5 separate regions of the Mus musculus genome follow, and regions 1, 3, 4 and 5 are each linked to region 2. A link is a loop called in an ENCODE intact Hi-C map of the cell type or tissue named here. Cell type or tissue: left cerebral cortex. All regions are shown on one strand.

Region 1 (4,000 bases), 79 kb after region 2:
ACAACTGCTGGTCTGAAAGTTTTAATGGATATAGTCAAGCATGTTACAAAGAAGAGTTCATGGACTTGTATTATGGTCTTAATTTGAAAGTGTCAGAGACCCAAAGTGTGTATATAGAGAAAATTAAATACATGGGTCAGAAACATGTCTGGGCTTATGTAAGGTTTTATTTGTTTGCTTTTAGCTCTCCATTCCAGGGGCCCTGACTGGCCTGGAACTCACTATGTAGATCAGGCTAGCCTTACAAAGATGGACCTGCTCTGCGTCTCCAGGGCAAGGGTTAAAGGCATGCCCCACCATACCTGAGGGTCATGTAGTTTTTGCATAGTTACTTTTCTTTTGATTTTAACTTCTTTAAAATACTTCAGGTAAGGGCAGTGGTGGCCACTTGGGAGGCAAAGGCAGGTGAATCTCTGACTTCAAGGCCAAACTGGTCTACAGAGCAAGTTCCAGTACCACCGGATACACAGAGGAATCCGGTCGCAGAAAACAAACAACAAAAAGGTCTCCAGGTAATTAGGAGTAACTTTTTGTCTCATTGTTTCTGTGGAAGCAGTGGTGGCACACGCCTTTAATCCCAGATCTCTGTGAGTTCAAGGCCAGCCTGGTATACAGAATGAATTCCAGGACAGCTTGGGGGGGGGGGGGCGCCACAGTGCAGTCCTGTCTTGAAAATCCAAAAATTGTCATCGTCATCATTATCATAATCATCTCATCATCATCATCATTATCGCACCATTTATGATTGAGAAACATTTCTAAATTTTAGAAAATTACTGTTAAATCAATCATTTTGATTATGAAGGTTTGGGGCATGATGCATGCAGGTATGATAATAAGAGATCCTAAGAGAAAGATAGTGACAAAAGTATTTACTTCAAGTGGAATATTTTGGATATGTATTATACAAACCTAGAAGAACCAGTTTATAAAATATTGATTCTTCAGAATAATTCAGCCAGCAGAATACTCATGTTTGCATTCACTGTCTCTTGAATGTCAGTAAATGAAAAAAAAAACATGGAATTTGTATATTGTGCTTCATTTGGCTCCTTCAAACATTAAAATTTGAAACCTAAGGTCCTTCAGGAACTAAAATATCACATTTACATTTTTGTTTCTACTGTGTGGGAGGAAGACCCGCAGTCCTCTTTTAACTAAAATTCATGGTGCATTCCCATCAAAGCTTTTGCTTTAATGAAGACTACTAAATGCACATGCACTGTCATTTAATTTCTTTGTTGTTCTTAATTTTTTCCCAACTTCATGTCTGTTGCTTTGAGAGATCTACCGGCTAAATCCCAACTGATGAAAGTGCATTGTTCCGAGATACCTAGGGGACCTGGAGACAATTAACCAGAACTCCATCTGATAAAGGGCATGCTTGGGCAAGATTTGATGGCTCTTATTCTTTTTCTTTTCTTCCTTGGTCTTCAAAACACAGCAAATCTGAACCAGTAGCTGAATTGGAATGAATCTGCTCCACGGCAGCCCACTCTTACTGTGCGAGCTTCTGTTACACGCGTTTAAAATATCCCTCAACTGAGACGGGTTACAGGAGATGCATATTCATACTTGGAACACGCTCCTCCTCCACATTAGGAGCTTTTCGGGGTACCCAAAAAGTTAGGATTCTGCTAAGGTTCTTGATCAAACAAAACCAATATCTGAAGGACAGTAGTGCCCAAGGACGAATAAGAGTTGCGGAGCCCATAGTATTAATAGCTCCAGTAAGCCCATACCACAGAAAGGCTAAAGGTCTTTGCCCCGTGACACGGGGAAAGCTGAGATAATTAAAATTCCAGATGCCCACTCAGCAGAAGCAGACCTTTCTGTTAGAGTTAAAATCTAAACTGAATCGATTCCGGTTTTACTTTAGAAAAAGGTGAAGAGAAAGCTATTGAGGAACAGCCTGGCTGAAGTAGGTGTGTTTGGGAGAAGATGGCACAGTTTTTACTGTTTTTACGTGTGGGTTAGAGTCGTTTTACATTTGGGTTACAAAATGTTCTTTTGAATCCGCCGAGTCAAGCGTCAGGAGACGCCTAGGAGCTTAGAGACCTACTTGCTGCTCTGGGATGTAGGGCAGTGGAGCCTGTGCTTAGCATTTCCAGTCTACAGCGAGCACTTGTAGCCACGAGAGGGCGCGGTGCATATTTAACAAAGCCTTTCTGAGCACTGACATCTTTCAAGCCAGGTCTAAAACTTCATGCAGACTAGAATCTTGCTTCCCAGAGCTTGCCTCCCAGGAAGGTGAGTTATCAAGCCAAAGAAGAGGAAAATATGCTTGAGGGAAGGGAACTAATAAGTTGAAGAACGATGTCAGTGCTCTCTGTAAATCACAATTTGTCATTTACCCAGAGATTCTCCAGGTAGTTACACAGGGTCCCGATAATTTAAACCAGGAACAAGAGAGGAAATGAGACAACTTGGAGGTTCCCAACAGAATTCTGACTGAAGACTGTAAAACCTCTGCGCATTCAATAATTTATAAACTGGGCCATATGTCATGTGCCCGGGCAGCAAAAGGAAGTCCTATCTTCCACAGACTTGGAGGAAGCACCTGCCTGAGGCCATTTGACGTCAGGGCTCTAGGGCTTTTTATATTTATTTTAGATAAGAGTTGTCTCTCTGTAACTATGGCTTCTAGACATGTGGATCCTACTATAATAGCAGGCTGAAAATATCCAGAGTGTGCGTGAGCATACACACACACATACATACATACATACACACACACACACACACACACACACACACACACACACACACAATCCAGGAAAAAAAAAATGTGTCTCACTGGACCATGGTGGCACATGCCTTTAATCACAGCACTTGGGAGGCAGATGCAGGTGGATCTGAGTTCAAGGCCAGCCTGGTCTACACCAAGAAACTCTTTCTCAGAAAAAAAAAAAGGGGGGGGGGGGTCTCAGGCATGTACAGAATTTGTTTGGGGGGGGGTTGCTATTCCCTAACAAATACAGGCTAGCAATGGTTTTCATAGCATTTGCAGTGTATGAGTCATTGTAATCTAGAGATGATTAAAGCACAGTGTTTATCTGCAAATACTATTAAATTTTATAGAAGGGACATAAGCATCTTTGAATTCTGATGTCCAAGGTGAATTCTAGAACAACTGTAATAGAGCTCTCTCTCTCTCTCTCTCTCTCTCTCTCTCTTTGTGTGTGTGTGTGTGTGTGTGTGTGTGTGTGTGTGTGTGTGTGTGTGTTGGATGCATATGTTTAGCACTCATGTGAAGACAATTTCAGATAAGAAAATTTCAGTCCTCACTTCTGCCTTATTTGAAACAGGCTCTGGCTGGTCCCTGACACGTGTGCCAGCCTGGTTTCCTTTGCACTGCTGGAGACTCCTGTCTCCATCTCCTGTCTCCATCTCCTGTCTCCGTGTGGAGACTCCGGCTCTTCTATCCAGCTTCTGTGAACTTGGCTCCTCCCACTTGCGTCAAAGCGGTCTATCCAAGGCAAGCGCTTTATCTGCCTTATTTCTGAGATGTAGTCGGCATGCAGCCCGAGCTGGCCTGGCCTAGAACTATATGGAGATCAGATTGGCACTTACAGAGATTTGCCTACCTCTGACGGTTGAATGCTGGGATCAAAGAATCCTTTAAACCTTGATTAGAAGTCTTAGTACTGAAAGGTTTCCTAAAATTTCTACACTACCAATTTTTGACCTGACTGAATTTACATATTATCGGGGCTGATCTTCATGCATATTTATTTTAGAACCAGGCGGGGACCCTGAAGCTATTCAACCAAAGATATTCTTTTCTTTTTCTATCCAAAAAACAAGAAGAAAGGGCTTAGGTTTGAAAGCAAGAACAGTCCTTAAGTTAGCATTTACAAATTTGTTTTTCAGGATTATTTACACACACAATATTTTGTTTTGTTCTTATAAAAATGTGAAATTTACCTTTTACCCAAAGGTTTTAACTCAATGGGGCAACTTCTTCTTTTTCATTTGCAAGCTGGTTCGTTTTTCTAAA
Region 2 (4,000 bases):
ATATATAAATCATATAAAAATATATGATTTGTTTTTTTGATATATTGAGATTTGTTTTTTTATGTGTACAAGTGTTTAGCATGTGTATGTGTTTACAATGTACCTGCCTGGTGAGGGGTCAAAAGAAGGCATTAGATTCCTTAGAATTGCAGTTACAGATGGTTGTGAACCACCATGTGGGTGTTGGGAACTGTGATGGTTTGTATATCCTTGGACCAGGGAGTGGCACCATCTGAAGGTGTGGCCTTGTTGGAATAGGTGTGACCTGGTTGGAATGGGTGTGTCACTGTGGGTGTGGGTATAAGATCCTCACCCTAGTTGCCTGGAAGTCAATCTTCCACTAGCAGCCTTTGGATGAAGACATAGAACTCTCAGCTCCTCCTGTGCCATGCCTGCCTGGATACTGCCATGCTCCCACCTTGATGATAATGGACTGAACCTCTGAACCTGTAAGCCAGCCCCAATTAAATGTTGTTTTTTATAAAACTTGCCTTGTTCATGGTGTCTGTTCACAGCAGTAAAACCCTAACTAAGACAGGAACCAAACCTAAGTCCTCTGCTCTTAACTGCCGAGTCATCTCTCCTGCCCCACATAGATTTACTTTTGCTGGTGAACCTAATATCTTGGACTTGAGGCTAGAGAGATGACTCAGCAGTCTGGGCTGGTGAGATGGCTCAGTGGGTTAGAGCACCCGACTGCTCTTCCGAAGGTCCAGAGTTAAAATCCCAGCAACCACATGGTGGCTCACAACCATCCGTAACAAGATCTGACCCCCTCTTCTGGAGTGTCTGAAGACAGCTTCAATGTACTTACATATAATAAATAAATAAATAAATCTTTAAAAAAAAAAAAAAAAAAAAAAAAGCAGAGGACCTAGGTTTGGTACCCAACACCCACATGGTGGCTCATGTGGTTCCCATGGAACACAGCTCCAGGGAATCCAACACTTTTTCTGACCTCTGCAGGAACTGTACACACATGGTGCACATACATACACATAAGCAAACACTCATACACACACCATAAAGATAAGTAAATCTTGAAAACAAGATCTTAGACATACATGCTAAGCAACCGCCCTGCCACCACTGCTGCTCCCCAGTCTCAGGATCTCCTAATTAAGCCTGTGAGCTCATGATTTATTTGGGGACTTTCTGATTAACACATGTTCTGTGCATGTCTTCAGTGTGATAATGACTTTATACACTTTCAGTGATAACACTGAAGACATGCGCTGTAGCCCAGAAATATAAATGAAAGAAATGGTCTACAAGATGCTCTCCCATGTCTTGGAGAGTTCTGTAGGCTGTGTTAATTCCTAGCTAAGACATTCCTCCCACTTACATGAGATGGATGGAGAGAGAACTGGCAGCTCCCACTGACAGCACTTCCATGGCTTTTTATGATGCCCAGAATGCCCAGGGAGGTCCTAACAACCATCCTAGAGCTTGACCTTGGTCAAGTTTGAGACTAGATAATCTTTTTTAAAAAAATATTTGTTTTATGTATATGAATACACTTTAGCTGTCTTCAGATACACCAGAAGAGGGCATCAGATCTCATTATTACAGATGGTTGTGAGCCACCATGTATGTGGTTGCTGGGAATTGAACTCAGGACCTCTGGAAAAGCAGTCAGTATTCTTAACCTCTGAGCCAACTATCCAGCCCTAGATAATCTTTTATGAGGGATGTCTTGTGGGTTTTACAATACTTTACGGCATGCCTGGTCTGCAGACTATAGACACCATGCACCATGCCCCCTCAAGTTATGATAGCCAAAAAGTGTCTTTAGATATTCCCAAATGTCCTCTTATGGGCAAAATCACCCCTGGTTGGAAACCACTGTCTTTGGCAAACCTTTTCCTACTGGGATATGTAATTTATCACTAAGTTTTGTTGAATCCACCTTCCAGAATTAACTGTCAATTTCATTTCCTCTCTGATTCCAATGTCTCTGGTCTCCTAAGGAAATGTACAGGTAAGAGTATCCTTAAGGAATCAATGTAGCCGGGAAATTTTACCAGAAGCTGATGTGCAGTGGCAGATCTTAGCCACTGGGTGGCGTCTGTACATCACTAGCTCTGCAGAGCCAAACCGGATCTCCCCAGAAGCAGATAGACAAAACTCTGCCCAGACCAAAAAGATAAGATTGGGCCTCACCTATTTACAGAGTACTCTGTGCCAGGCATTGCAGAAGGTAAAACTAAGCAGATAACCTTTACTGAATATTTACTCTATGCCAGCCAGACCCTAAGTTCTATGTAATGTGCGTCATCACCTTGAATTCTAATAATAATCCTAAAATGTAAAATTAGTCATTCTTCTATGTTATAGACAAACAAATGAACAAAACCTAAGAAGTACAGCAGACTTGAGGGCTGGAATGTAGATCAGTGGTAAAATACTTGCCTACCATGCATAAGGCCCTGGGTTCAATCCCCCAGTACTGCAATAAACAAACAAATAATAAATAAATCAATACATATTAAAAATGACCTAATTATTGCAAAAATACTCAAGAAGGTCATGTAACTGTCGAATATCTAATGTATGCTAGATAACCTTGTAGATGTGAGATGCTATGTTTAACCCAGTTATTACAGAAAGGATCTCAGAATTATACCCCAAGCTTACACAGCTGGCCAAGTTCATGTATAAATGCAAGGGATATGTATCAGATTCCAGCACCATCTTCTTCATCATACTGGAACACAAAGAAAAAAACCTGAGTCCGTGTCTTCTCCCGGATCTCCCCGACAATCTGCTCTGTGTCGACAGGATCCTTGCATGTACCTGCTGTGTGGCAGAAATCACTTTGGTCGTCTGTCTGAAGGTGAACTGACACACCACACCTTGTTTTCATGGAGCCCACAGTTAAGGATATGGAAGGGAAGAGCTGACGAACAACCCATTCCAGAAGTCATGATGGATTTGTGCTGAGTGCTGGAAAGCGAGAGGAAGTGGGCAGAGAGCCTGGAAGTCTAGAAGGAAGAGAAGAGGAAGTGAGCAGGTGTGAGAAAGGAAGCCCATCGCTGAGATGACCACCACCAATGTTTTCACAGGGTATAGGCATGGGTTTTTGGTATTTATTCATTTATTTATTTACCAGCATGGAGTCTGAACCTGACTGCCTGGATTTGATCTCTATAACTACTGTATATTCGTGTGCCTTTGGTCAAGTTTACCATCTGTAAACTGGGAGCAAAATTACTCTATCCTTTCAGGCTATTGTGAGGATTAAATGAGTTAGCCAATCTAAAGGTTTAGAGCCGCTGTACACAGTGCTGCCTACACACAGTGTGATTATACTGCTGTATGCATTTATATTTGACTTTCTCCACTTTACAAGCAAACTTTTCTCCACATCACTAAAACCTGCTTTGTTAAATACGAACTGTGTGAGCATTTATGTCTGCTAATACATGGAGGGGAGATTAAATACCTCCCCAGAGGCCTTGTGGTCACCCCAGAGAGAGAAGGTGGGTGGACTTTATCAATGTCTCTTCTGTAGAGCTTTTTATTGCTGTTTTGAGAACACCACCACCACCACCAACAACAACAAAGAACAAAGCAACCTAAAAATAGGATAAAGAGCCCAGCAACAGATCCACATGTTATTTATGAGTGGGATTTATGACAGACTCCACTTCACTTTGTCAGGGCTATTTAAAAAATCGGGTCGATGAGATAACTGTGTTGGAAAAAGGAACCCTGACCCCACTTATACAGTCATTGAAAGTTAATTCAGAGCGGGCTACCGCCTTCAGTGTGGGGCTAGAATGAAGTAGCCGAGTTTCTTGGAGAATATAGATGGAGCAGATATACTAAGAAGAACATGGTGAGCTGAATTTCATCAACATGAAGAATTTCTGTACATCAAAAGACATCATTAACAGAGAAAAAGAGAGGCCACAGACAGGAGTATATATTTGTGGAACATGTACTGGCATGGTCATCCAGAAAGCTATATATCACATATATCAAGCTGTCAGTCAGC
Region 3 (4,000 bases), 170 kb after region 2:
AATTTGGGAACTGGAAGAATGATATGGGACTATCACATCTAGAGGCTGGGAGGCAACAGGAGGAGACTGGAGGTCTGTGTAAAAGATGAGGACTGGGAGGGGGCAGTCTGGCAGAGGAGAAGAGAGAATCTGGGTTTTAAAAGGGGGTTGGACCCTTGGGTTGGGTGGAAGATGGTGACTAGAATCTAGATGATTAGTAAGGATGGGGAGTAAGACTTTATAAAATAGAAGATAGAGGTTTGGGGGTGAGGTCCTACTTATGAGGTAAAGTTCTCTGCAGCCAGGGGCTTAGGGGATATGGGTGTGCCTGGAATCTGATATGTACAGTAGAGAGCCAGAGGTTTGAGAGGGGAGTGGGACTAACCTGGGAGGAGGGAACTCCGGGTTTATACAGAGCTGTTAATGTGGCTGAGGGGGGCAACGAGGATTAGGACTTCGGGGCTTGGGATGGAGGAGTTCTAGATGCGAAGCAGAGTCAGAATCTGGAGGGGCATTTGAACTATGAGCCGAAGAATCAAGGACCCCCTCTGGGTATGGCTGCAGTCCCATTCAGTACAAGACGGGTTCCAAACTAAGGGAAGGGTCCCCTCTTAAAGGAAGGTTCAGGAGAGAGTAGACCGTGGGGCAGACGACTGCAAGCTCTTCAGAAGACCGGGCCCTCACCGGGCTCTCCCTGGACACCCGCTTCTCCCTGTTACCCAGAATGGGGGGGGGGGGGGCCTCCTACCTGCAGGCTGTCGGCGCATGGCTGCGGCGGCGGCTCGTCCGGCTTGAGGAAGACCTGCTGGCCCCGCCTGAGGAATTGGACAACAGCGATGAGGATGTGGTGCAACACCAGGACCATGCTCGCAGCCGCCCGCCCGCCCCTCCAGCCCGGCCCGCTGCACTCGGTCAGCGCGTCCGCAACAGCTTCGCCGGTCCGCGCGAGGGTCCGCCCTGGTCCCGCCCCGCCCCCGCCCCCGTCCCGCCCCAGGCCTCCAGGCCCCGCCTACGTTTCTGCTACCGGGGACAGCACTTCAACGCCTTCCAAAGATCGGACCCCACCCGATCCCGGCCGGCTTGCTCCCTGCCAGGCCTTCACCCTCTCAAGTCTCCTGCAGCGGGTCGGCTACGAGGGCTCCCACTCCTCGGTCGCCTCTCAGCCTTCGCTGCCTTCCGCTTATCCCATTGTCACTCCTCCTATGTGGTAGGGCCCCTCCCAGAGTCCCGCGCACTGTCGCACCACATTCTCTCCCCATCACTTGGACTTCAGTAGCCCGGCCAGAACCCCGAGGCCGAGTCCAGCGCAGTGCGGGGAGAGGGGCCGCGGCCACAGTCCGGGAGCCCCGAGGTCCTTTCACTCCTTCCAGTACAGAGGGTAGAGGAAAGTGAGGGAGAAATTTAGAGGTCGCTCCAAAATGGGACGAGCCCTGAAGCGGTAGCAGATCTGTGAAGGAGACACGTGCGCCCTGACACACACAGGCGCACCGTTCCCAAATGTGGGGTGAGAGCACTGGGTTCCTAAGGCTACCAGATAGGCCTTCATCGGCGTCCCAGGAGGCTGAAAAGGGTGCAAGCCCCAGGGCCATCTAGTCCGCAGTTCCGCGGTGGGACCCCGAGAGCTGGGAGCGCATTTCTCTGCAGAGCCGCCTCTGTGCTCAGGCACTTGCAGCAGCCGTGACGCTCCTGCGCCCCCTGGTGTTCTATCGCAAAGGTGCACCCTGACCCCAGTAGGGGATGGCTGGAGGGATGAGGGGACATTTGTGTAACTTGGGTCAAACCCCTTGCCTGGACCAACCTGTTTTCTAGCCTCTGCTTGCTATAAGATGGGCTAAGGCACAGGACGAGTCTATATCAAATGGTGAATTTGGGTCTTCCTGGATTTTGCCAGTGTAACTTTAGCTTGATCCCCTTCCCATTGGGTGTCAGTTGTCCCACAGGGCTGCCAGAAGACAAAAACTTGGAATGATGGTGAGACAGACAGACTCCTGACAGCCCTCACTGTGACTTTCCCTGGTTCTCCTTTCTGCGCTACTGCCCCTCTTCCTGTACTTCCCTCTCCCCCCAGCCCTTGGAAGGTGACTCAGTGAGCCCCCTGCTCCTTGCCTCATAGATGTGATTCATTTGGGCCCTTTCCCCCTGGGGAGCAATTTCCCCAGTGTTGAGTCACTGAGCCCAGTGCTGGACACGGTCCCAGCACCTGGCACAGGCTTGGAAGTGTCCTAGCTGTCCCAGTAGCTCAAGGGGTGATCTTCCACACAAGGATTTTTCCCCCTCCTAGCTGAGCTTACAGCTTCCAGTGCTCAAACATCCTTAGTGGGGGTCTCTACCACGAGCACCATAAAACCTAAATCTCTCACTTGGCATTACAGACCTTCCACAGTTCAACCCTGATTATTGACCAGCTCTGACAACCCCCATCCCTTGTTTTTATACAGCCCTTTTCTTTTAGACAGCAGCTGCCTCATTCTTGCCTCCTGGTCTGTCATGGTGCCACCCTGTCACCTGCTAACCATTCAAGAGCAACTCAGAGGCCATCTGCTCCAAGACCCCTTTTCTGGATTCCACATCAGTGATCTAGGGGGGGCCTTTTTGTATCCTTCCTGGGAGTCATGTCTGGAGATGGGATCTAAGCCAATTGCTGCTGCTTCTTCTTCCTCTTCTTCTTCCTCTTCTTCTTTCTTCTTCTTCTTTCTTCTTCTTCCTCCTCCTCCTCATCCTCCTCCTCTTCTTCTTCCTCCTCTTCCCCTTCCTCCTCCTCCTCCTCTTCTTCTTCTCCTCCTCCTCCTTCTTCCTTCTTCCTTCTTCTTCCTCTTCTTCTTCTTTTCTTCTTTCTTCTTTCTTCTTTCTTCTTCTTCCTCTTCCTCTTCCTCTTCCTCTTCCTCTTCCTCTTCCTCTTCCTCTTCCTCTTCCTCTTCCTCTTCCTCCTCCTCCTCCTCCTCCTCCTCCTCTTCTTCTTCTTCTTCTTCTTCTTCTTCTTCTTCTTCTTCTTCTTCTTCTTCTTCTTCTTCTTCTTCTTCTTCTTCGTTTTTTGAAACAGGGTTTCTCTGTGTAGCTCTGGCTGTCCTGGAACTCAGTCTGTAGACCAGGCTGGCCTTGAACTCAGAAATCCGCCTGCCTCTGCCTCCCAAGTGCATCTTCTTAGTAAAGCAGTTTGTCCTACATATTAACATTATAGAACATGACATGCATGGGCTAAGATGTGTAAAGGTTACACCTACTCCTTTAGTGGGACTCTCCTTTTTCTGGCCTCAGTTTCCTCCTGTGTAAAAGAGGGGGGATGACCAATATGATGATGACTGTTCCCAGGTCCAGTACACATACCCCTTAGTAATCCTAGTCACATGTCACTGGCTTGGTCCCAGGCTTTCAGATACTCTAAGTAAGACACAGGTGCTCAGGAGGTGCTGGCATGATTACTGACCCTAACTACTGGATCTTCAGGGGACCTCATCTTAGCTCTGCAGTCGAGAGCCAGCCCCACCCTGGCAAAGACCCATCTTTAGGGACCTTCACAGCACTTGCCTCCTGAGAAGTTATTTTTTAAATCCTACTTGAGTCTCTCCTGCTTTGGTGACTATAGTCTCAGATGCACATTTTGTCTCCCTCAGGTCTTTGTGTGTTATTTGTTCTGAGTCAAATATTCATCAAGAGGACTGAGTGTGTCCTCACTCAGTCAGAGGGCTGCTGCATGTGGCCAATGGGGCCTCCACTGCCCCATCTGTGAAATGTTAACACATCTAGACTCAATAAATGAGCAACCTAACCCCTTACAGCACTTGGTAGGCTTCATCTTCACCTGAAGTCCCTGAATTTCTTAGTCCAGTCCTCTCACAGTTGGGGCAACCAAAGCTCTGCCAAATTGCAAAGGGAAGGACCTTGCCAAACTCTCATGGCTAGGAATTGTGCCACCCCAAGGTTAAGTCCGGTTCCCCAGAGCTCCCTATAAATCCCAGGGCTCCTTATCTCTACAGTCTGTGATCCACTATGCCTGGTTCTCCCTAATGATTTGAAAGTACTT
Region 4 (4,000 bases), 310 kb after region 2:
GGGAATCCTGGGGTGGTGGTGGCACACGCCTTTGATCCCAGCACTTGGGAGGTAGAGACAGTTGGATCTGAGTTCAAGGTCAGCCTGGTCTACAGAGTGAATTCCAGGACAACCAGGGAAACCCACAGTACACAGAGAAACCCTGTCACGGAAAAAAAAATGATATCAAAAAAAAAAAAAGAAAGAAAGAAAGAAGGAAAAGAAAGAAAGAAATGGGGGGCAGGGAGAAAGAGAGAGGGAGGGAGAGACAGCGAGACAGAGAGACACAATCTCCACCCACTCATGCTTTTTGTGAGGGGGTCTTATGTGTCACATGCCAGGTAGTCCTCAAACTTGCTGTGTAGCTGAGGCTGACCTTGGGTTTCTAATCTTCCTCTCTCTAGCTCCTAAGTACTGGGATTATGAAAATATGCCACCATATTCAGTTTATGCAGTGCTGGGGACTGAATCCAGGGCTCCGTACACATTAGGAACGGATTCTACCAATTGAGCTGCATCCCCAGCCTTCCTTTGCCTTTAGCTTTGGTTTCCTGGCTGAAAAATCAATCAGTGGGGGCCACAGGACTAGACATTTGGAGGTGGGTGGGACAGAGCTTGGATTTTTGTTTTTATACGTACCCACTTTTCCTGAGTTACCCAAGGTAACTCAGATGTTGGATTTCTGTTTCTACATGTACCTACCTTTCCTGAGTTACCCAAGGTGGCCCCGTATGCATCCAGACCTCAGTGACTCCCAGATTTTCCCTCATCTGTTTACCCTCAGAGCCTCTTAGAATGCTCCAAAAACAGATGCAGAAAGCTTCCTGCTGCAAGGCAGAGAGACATAGAAAAGTGTACTTCCCTAGCGGACAGCTGCTTGATCATGTGTGTGCCCTGTGTGTCCATGGTGCCACCTTATTCCTCTACATGTCCCAGAGGTTCTTAAAGCCTCATTTCAGTGTGAAATATTTCCTGTCATCAACCAGGCCAGCTCCACTACCATTGCTAGTTGCTGCTGGCCCCAACCAACGTGATCACAGCTTACACACCAGTACACCCCAGTCAGGGGCCCTCCCCATTCCTGTCCATTTCGAGTCCATTTCCCTTGGTGATGCACCTTATCTGCCGTACTTGGGATACTACTTTGAGAAGCAGGGTTTACACAGCTCCAGCTACACCAGTGGGTCTCAACCATCCTAATGCTGCAACCCTTTAATACAGTTCCTCATATTGTGGTGAACCCCAACCATAACAAGTATTCCATTGCTACTTCAGAGCTATAATTTTGTTACTGTTATGAATCATAATATAAATATCTGATATGCAGGATATCTGACATGCAACCTCAATGGGGTTGCACCCCACGTGTTGAGAACCGTCGGTCTACACTGTTCTTTTTTTCTTTTTTCTTTCCTGGATGTTCAGATCCTCCTTTGCTTCCTGAGACTGTTGGTCAACTCTGAGTAGCCAGGCCTCCCTCATGCCTAGTTGGGTCAGAAGTGGAATAGTGACTCACCTTTTCAAGCGGGCTTACTAAATGTACACCCAATAAAAGCTAGTCTTTTCGGTGTGAAGAAGAGCTCCAGGCTCAAAGGCAAAAAAAGCTGGGTTCTAGCCCCAGTTCACATAGTGACTTGGGCTAGCCCTGGACCTATTTGGTGCCTTCAGGCTTGCAATTTGCAAAAAAGAGGAAATGGGTCTCTCAGCCTGCAATCAACTAACTGTAATAATCGTCTGCCTTTACAGACTGCTTGGGGGTTTCATTTTCATCCTTGGGTCTCATTTGATCTTTCCAACAAGCTCATTCCATCTATAAATGAGAAAGCTTAGGTTCCCAAGGAAGCAATTTACACAAGTCACACAGCAAGTCAAAAGTGGAGGCTGGGCTATAGCTCTGAAATCCTACTCTGGTCCTTAATTCTCTTTGTAAATCCGGTGTGAGGGTCAAGGCAACGGGGGGGGGGGGGACTGTGATTTGCAAACAATAAAAGGTTCGTGGAAAGATGAGTGGACAGATCCGTTACTACACGTTACTGTTATCTTTGCTCCGGCGCCCCCGCGCGTCCAACTCGAGGACCTCATCGCGCAGGCGCCTTTTTGCTGTTTACCGAGGCAGCGAGGCTCGTATTTGCGCGTGCGCTTTCCAGCGAGCACGCCCCGAGCTCCTGATAGACTTAGCTGCCTTGTAGCCCCCTAGTGGTTGTGGCCACTCTGCCACTGCGGCCCCCTAGGGCTTTCCCTCGGATGTAGGCGTCTCCACAGCCTCAGAGCAGCGAAGGGCAGAGAGGCTGCCGCATTCGACCACTTACAGTGGCCGCACTAAGCGCCAGAGGGGCGGAAGGCAGAGGCTTGGGCGCTGTGCTTTGCCCTAGTAAAAACTACATTTCCGGAAAGTCGGAGAGTGAGGTCGCAGAAGGGCATATTGGGAGTTGGAGTTTGGAGACAGAGGAGGTCTTCCGCAGCGGGTCCGGGCGGTGAGGAGGTGGAGCCTGGGCTCTAAACTAGGGCTGGTTGGTTCTAAGGACGCATAAATGACACAGTAGCTAGCTTGTATTTTAGAAAGAACACTAAGTTGTCTGCAATTGCTCCTCCGCTAGTCAACACTCAGATCGCCTTATGTCCTGCTGTCAAATCCAAGCTGCGTGTGCGTGTGTGTGTGTGTGTGTGTGTGTGTGTCCCAAGTGCTGCGATTACAGGTCTGCGCCAGTATGTCCAACTTAATTAAGCAATAATAAAAATGTTCACTACCTTCATAGTCCAATACCGTTGTAACTGTGTGACGACTTGACACATGGCTAAATGCCATGTAAGAAGTAAAAATTGTAGGCGGCCTTGGTGTTCCAGGAGTTGGAGATGGGAGGGACATGAGTCTGAGGTCAGACTGGACTTCATAGTAGAACCTCAGTGGTAAAGTGTTTGCCTAGATTTGATACAAATGACAAAGGCCCTGAATTTGATACAAATGACACATAACACCCTAAATGAATGCCATTTTAAATGAAACTAGTTTTAACTCATGCAAATGGCTACTTTGTGTCTAGGGCTACTTTGTGTCTTAGGGCTACTTTGTGTCTAGGGCTACTTTGTGTCTAGGGCTACTTTGTGTCTAGGGCTACATTGTGTCTAGGGCTACTTTGTGTCTAGGGCTACTTTGTTGGACAGTTTCATAATTTAAATCTGTTGTCTTCAACATAATGGTCTCGCCTTGCTTTGTGAGGCTCACGGTTCAGTTTCTTCCTGCCTACTCACTTCCTCCATTGTTTGTCCCTTGCAACCTAAAAATTAGGTTGGATTGTAAAAATCTTCCCTACTGTTTATTAGGCTGGAATAACAGGCACAGAAAAAGCCAGCTGTAAAATTAACAGGAAATAATATTTTCCCAAGGATATACTGCAGCTATTAAAATGTTATAATGACCTCCTGCTTTGAGTAACAATTTATTTCTTACCAACCCAGCAGGCTTGTTTTCTGGAATCGTAGGCTATCTGTAACTTTGCTATTGGAAATGATATGAACAAAGTGGAGAGTTTTGTCTGTGGGATCTGAGCCACTGAGTGAACTTGGGTACAGAGATCCACTTGAAGGGCTTCTAAAGGTGGTCCATCAGTAGTCCTCAACCTTCCTAATGCTGCAACCCTTTAATACACTTCCTTATGTTGTGGTGACCCTCAACCAAAAGTTATTTTCATTACTGTCTTAAGACATACCAAAAGAGGGCATCAGATCCCATTACAGATGGTTGTGAGCCACCATGTGGTTGCTGGGAATTGAACTCAGGACCTCTGGAAGAGCAGTCAGTTCTCTTAACTGCAGAGCAATCTCTCCAGCCCTCATTGCTACTTTGTAACTGTAGTTTTGCTACTGTTATGAATTGTAATGTACATATCTATGTTTTCTGAAGGTCTTGGGTGATCCCTGTGAAATAGTTGTGTGACCCCTAAGGGGGTTGCAGCCCACAGGCTAAAAACCACTATGTTATGTCTATCTTAATTTTATTGTTTTCAAGGAAGCAAGACTCTGG
Region 5 (4,000 bases), 190 kb after region 2:
GATTAAACAAGCAATGCCGAAGATTTTATAGAGGACACTCTGGAGACATCCCTTCCCTCTCCAGGCTGTGGTGTTGCATGCTGGAAATCCCAGCACTCCAGGGGGATCGGCAAGGAGCCCAAGAGCCCACGGCTATCCTGACTACATAGTAAATTCCAGGCTACGCTGAGCTACAATGAGACCTTGCCTCAAAGGGGCAAAAATAAAATAAAACACATATAAGCTAAATGTTTAAAGTAATTAAAGAAAAAACACTTCAAAAACATTTCTTCTCTCCACTTTGGGCTGCCACTCAAAGCTTTAAAGCAATTCTGAATTTTCTGACATGGTATTGGTCCTCCTGCCTGCTCCTCACCTCTCCCACCCCAGTCCTGTGCAGCCAGAACCTGTCGCACCCCCCAACACTGGCCCCTGTCTGTTCCAAGACTCTTCCTGGATGATGGGGGTCAAATGAGCTCAGGTGGAAGACACTGGGGCTTCGAATTCCAAAGTTCAAGAGGGCAGATTTCTCTCTCGTGCCAGGGAAGGCTTTCTCCTTCTCAGCCTTCAGTCAGGCCATGTCTTCCCATCCTTGTGCTAACTAGCACAGCTGCTAAGGAGCCCAGCAGAGCCCAGCTTCCCCACACAGCTTCCTGTGGCCCCTCCATGCAGCTAAGGCTTGATGTTAACTTTAGTTTGCAACAAAATTCTTGGCAGGTGGAACCCACGTGTAGCCTCCTGACGCATGAGTGGAGCACAGCCTATCCCAGGGGGCAGGGAGCTGAGCCTTCTTCCTAAAGAAGCCCCGACGCTGTCCTGCATCCTGCTCTGGGTGGAGCTGGCTTTCTGGGCCTCCCCATCCATAACCCAGCATTGTCTCAGCCCCCAGAGCTCATGGAGAGACCATAGGGAACCCTTCAATGTCAGAACGGGAGAAGCCTAAAATAAAGGCTCTGCTCAAAATGACACAGTTGAGGCTCTAAAAGGAACACCACACACACACACACACACACACACACACCCCTATCACTAAACTCCTCTCAAGGAGTCCCTGGGTTCTGTGGAATGACAGACTTCACAAGCCCCCGGAAGGCCTCTTGCGGCCTGCAGAAGCGCTGGTTGAAACTTCAAAGGCAAAGGCCAAGAGGAGTGGAGACACCCAGGTGGAAGGAGGCACAAGCACAGACTTGGATCTCCTCAGGGTGCCCCAACTGCCTAAGGGGCTGAGGGAGAGGCCTTCCAGACCAGGCACACACCCTTCTTGCCACTCTAAGCCCTCTCTCTCTCCCTCTCCCTCTCTCTCTGATCTCACTGGGTGACTTCACTGTTCTTCTCTGCGCTTTGATAGTTGCTTCTGTATAAGGGGACTGGGCTGGGAGCCTTAAAGCTCTCTGGGCGCCATGAAGGTATTGTCCTCCTGGAAGGAATGCAATCTCTCCTCTCCAGCCACATCTAGCCTCTCAATCAATGGCCAAAGATTCCAGCCACCCAACCTGAACATGAAGGCAATAAGACCCTTCCTTAAGGTCTTCATGGCCTGCAGAGGATTCCAGAGTCCCCTGAGGGCCCTCAGAGTTCGTGTGCTTGAGCAGCATGTCCACTGCGGAAGCTTGACCTCTTGTAGCTCTCTCTACCCTCACGCAGGCAGGACTCAAGAGGGACGATGATGAGGGGCCAGACCTCAGTGAGGCCTTACTGCGTCAGCAGTACAGGCCTGAAGCCCTTCACACACATGCACTTGCAAACAGATACCCACAGTGTCATTAGAACACATGTGCATAACACTGTATACGTGCACACACATGCATACAAGCCATGCTTGCATACGCAACCGTCTACCAAGATTCAGATATCAGAATGAACACACAAGCACACATATACAAATATATACACGCCTTCCCACAAACAGAAGTCTACACATTCTCCCCCTCTCTGACCAGTATACACATACCTAAGACTGGAAAATCACACTAAGGTACAAACACACACACCACCACCACCACCACCACCAACAACAACAACAACAACAACAACAACAACTAATATTATTCTGCATTTCAGCATCAGACAAATTTCAAACAATAAAAAAAAAAAAAAACTAAACATAAGGTGTTCTTAAGTCTATTTCCCAATTAGTCAGCCCCTGAACTGAGGTGGGAAACTCCTATCTATGAGCTCATGTCTGTCCCTGCTTTGAGGTCCCAAGTGTTCTCTGTCCTCACTCCCCACTATGTGTGCCTTTGCAATGGAGCTCAAAGGAGGTGGGGAGCAATGTGTTACCCTCTCTCCCCCATCTAAGCTCCTTGCTCACTCTTCCCTCCTGGTCCACCTAACATCCAAGATTGGGGCTGGAATGGAGTGTGTAGCGACCCCTGCTGGGCTTATGTGACATTACAGCACAGCTCTGTTGTATAGTAGCAATTCCAAGCCTGGGCAGCAAAAGGGAAGAAGAGGAAGAGAACCCAAGTGTTGGGTGCTCCAAGAATGGAGTTGAGCTTTAGACAGCCTTTGGTCTGTCCATGTCAATCAGTGCTCCCGAGGCTTCAATGCCATAACCCCATGGTGACATCACTTCAAGCCCTCGGGATGGGAGTTCTGGCAGATCACAGCCGCACATCCAAACTCTCAGGTTGACATCGGGTCTTTAGGCCTAGCTCCCCACTCCTCTCGGCCTTACATCCCACAGAATGCAGCTCTTGCTTTCATCGTCCCAGGCAGCCCTTGTTCCTCAACTGAGAAGCCTCATCCCCAACTTGAACCGTCTATATCTTTCCTGTTTTTCAAGGCTAGTGCTTCACCATCTGGACCAATAATTCATGAGAATATCAGGAGCTTTGGGTGCCTGAGGGCCCTGTGCTCCAAGCCTGCCCCGCCCCCACTCATCCCAGTGGGCAAGTCAGTCCCTTCTTGAATCCTCTGCTCCTTCATCCAGAAAACAGCAGCCTCTTGGGTTTGTGGAGGGGATTAAAGAAGATCATAGCTGTGGAAATCGGGCTCAGGCAGCTGTAAACTTCCCTGTGCGTGTGCAAGAGTTCTCATTATGACTTAATCCTTTGATCCCTGCTCCTAACGCCACACTGAAGCACACAGCAAGCAGACAGGGAGCAGAGAAAGGGTCAAGGCTGCTTCATCTATGAGCTCCCCAGATCCCAACCCCTACCCTACTAGGGCCTGCCAACTACCAGCCTCAGCGGCAGGGTGTAGATTTGGCTGGAAAGAGGTTAGACCAAGTGTACTTAGTGCAAACTCACACCAAACTACAATTCCCAGAATGACTCAAGCTGCTGTGGGTGTGGCCACGAGTTTAACCCCTTCCTCGGTGAGCTCTTTCTTCCAATGTACCTTCTGGGGGTTGGCCTCAGACCAGGCAGGTGCAGCCTAGAAAGGTGGTCTTATGTCCATCAGACACCTCCTTCTGCCCACAGAGCATCTGTGCCTCTCACCACACCCACCGCCTCCTGTCTTTCCCACACACTGACGCTCTCTGGGCTCCTAGCCGTGGTCTAAAAGTGTAGGTGAGTGTGGGTGTTCTACAGTGACAGCAGCTAGCCTCTATATGAGCACTCACCGAATTCCTAGCGCTACGATCTGTGCTTCCAGATTCTTCACAACTATCCTGTGAGGACAGAAGGCTTATTGCCACTGCACACTTTTTGTTCAGAGGGAAGTGGAGCAACTTTCCAGGACCACGTGGCTCTGGGAAGAACCCATGTCTATTTGCCACCTTACCCCACACACACCCACCACCCCCACCACCTTGTCTTCAAAGCTTCTTCTGAACCAGGAAGAGCACCCCAGAAATCCCAAGGTTCATTCACCTCAGCATCACTAGTGGGAAGTCCTCCCAGATGTCGGACACCTACTCTTTCTGTTGTACCAAGCTCCAGCTGCCTCAAAAAGGGCAGTGAGTCTATCACTTCAGGGACATCAAGAAGTGGGTCACATCGCTAGGGAACTGGCCTTTCCCAGGGAGCGGGCAGCTAAACAATGAGAGATAAACGTGTGAAAAGATCCCCGTTAC

Evidence for each region. Hi-C counts contacts between places; a loop is a spot of excess contacts. Peaks named below come from ENCODE experiments on the same cell type or tissue, not always from the same donor. Only the 100,000 strongest peaks of a DNase experiment are listed, where the experiment ranks them.
Region 1: it touches region 2 in a loop (4-fold over the local background); 12 of 42 quality-filtered maps call a loop at or near these places.
Region 3: a loop joins it to region 2, with 3 times the contacts of the local background. A loop is called at or near these places in 17 of 42 quality-filtered maps.
Region 4: a loop joins it to region 2, with 2.0 times the contacts of the local background. A loop is called at or near these places in 2 of 42 quality-filtered maps.
Region 5: it touches region 2 in a loop (4-fold over the local background); 16 of 42 quality-filtered maps call a loop at or near these places.

What each region holds. Positions count from the first base shown.
Region 1 is chr7:101,539,448-101,543,447 of GRCm38, reverse strand. No RefSeq gene overlaps it. Among named protein-coding and RNA genes, the nearest start is that of Gm35363, 3.0 kb to the right of the region's middle. In left cerebral cortex, a CTCF peak has its summit at 2,123 (motif pointing right); DNase peaks (open chromatin) are centred at 1,513, 2,117, 2,593, 3,453 and 1 more place; H3K4me3 peaks cover 409 bases; H3K27ac peaks cover 2,893 bases.
Region 2 is chr7:101,618,677-101,622,676 of GRCm38, reverse strand. No RefSeq gene overlaps it. Among named protein-coding and RNA genes, the nearest start is that of Art2b, 40 kb to the right of the region's middle. In left cerebral cortex, a CTCF peak has its summit at 2,055 (motif pointing right); DNase peaks (open chromatin) are centred at 1,373 and 2,059; H3K27ac peaks cover 669 bases.
Region 3 is chr7:101,448,196-101,452,195 of GRCm38, reverse strand. Pde2a (phosphodiesterase 2A, cGMP-stimulated) reads right to left here and starts at 944. Exons shown (of 30, transcript NM_001143849.2): 1 at 728-944. The coding sequence starts at 844. In left cerebral cortex, a CTCF peak has its summit at 1,675 (motif pointing left); DNase peaks (open chromatin) are centred at 1,126, 1,644 and 2,114; H3K4me3 peaks cover 1,912 bases; H3K27ac peaks cover 1,639 bases.
Region 4 is chr7:101,308,969-101,312,968 of GRCm38, reverse strand. No RefSeq gene overlaps it. Among named protein-coding and RNA genes, the nearest start is that of Atg16l2, 8.9 kb to the right of the region's middle. In left cerebral cortex, a CTCF peak has its summit at 2,160 (motif pointing left); DNase peaks (open chromatin) are centred at 1,654, 2,111 and 2,386; H3K4me3 peaks cover 1,106 bases; H3K27ac peaks cover 1,380 bases.
Region 5 is chr7:101,426,284-101,430,283 of GRCm38, reverse strand. It overlaps a transcript of Pde2a not described here. Among named protein-coding and RNA genes, the nearest start is that of Pde2a, 23 kb to the left of the region's middle. In left cerebral cortex, a CTCF peak has its summit at 2,363 (motif pointing left); DNase peaks (open chromatin) are centred at 801, 2,355, 2,872 and 3,481; H3K4me3 peaks cover 1,302 bases; H3K27ac peaks cover 1,284 bases.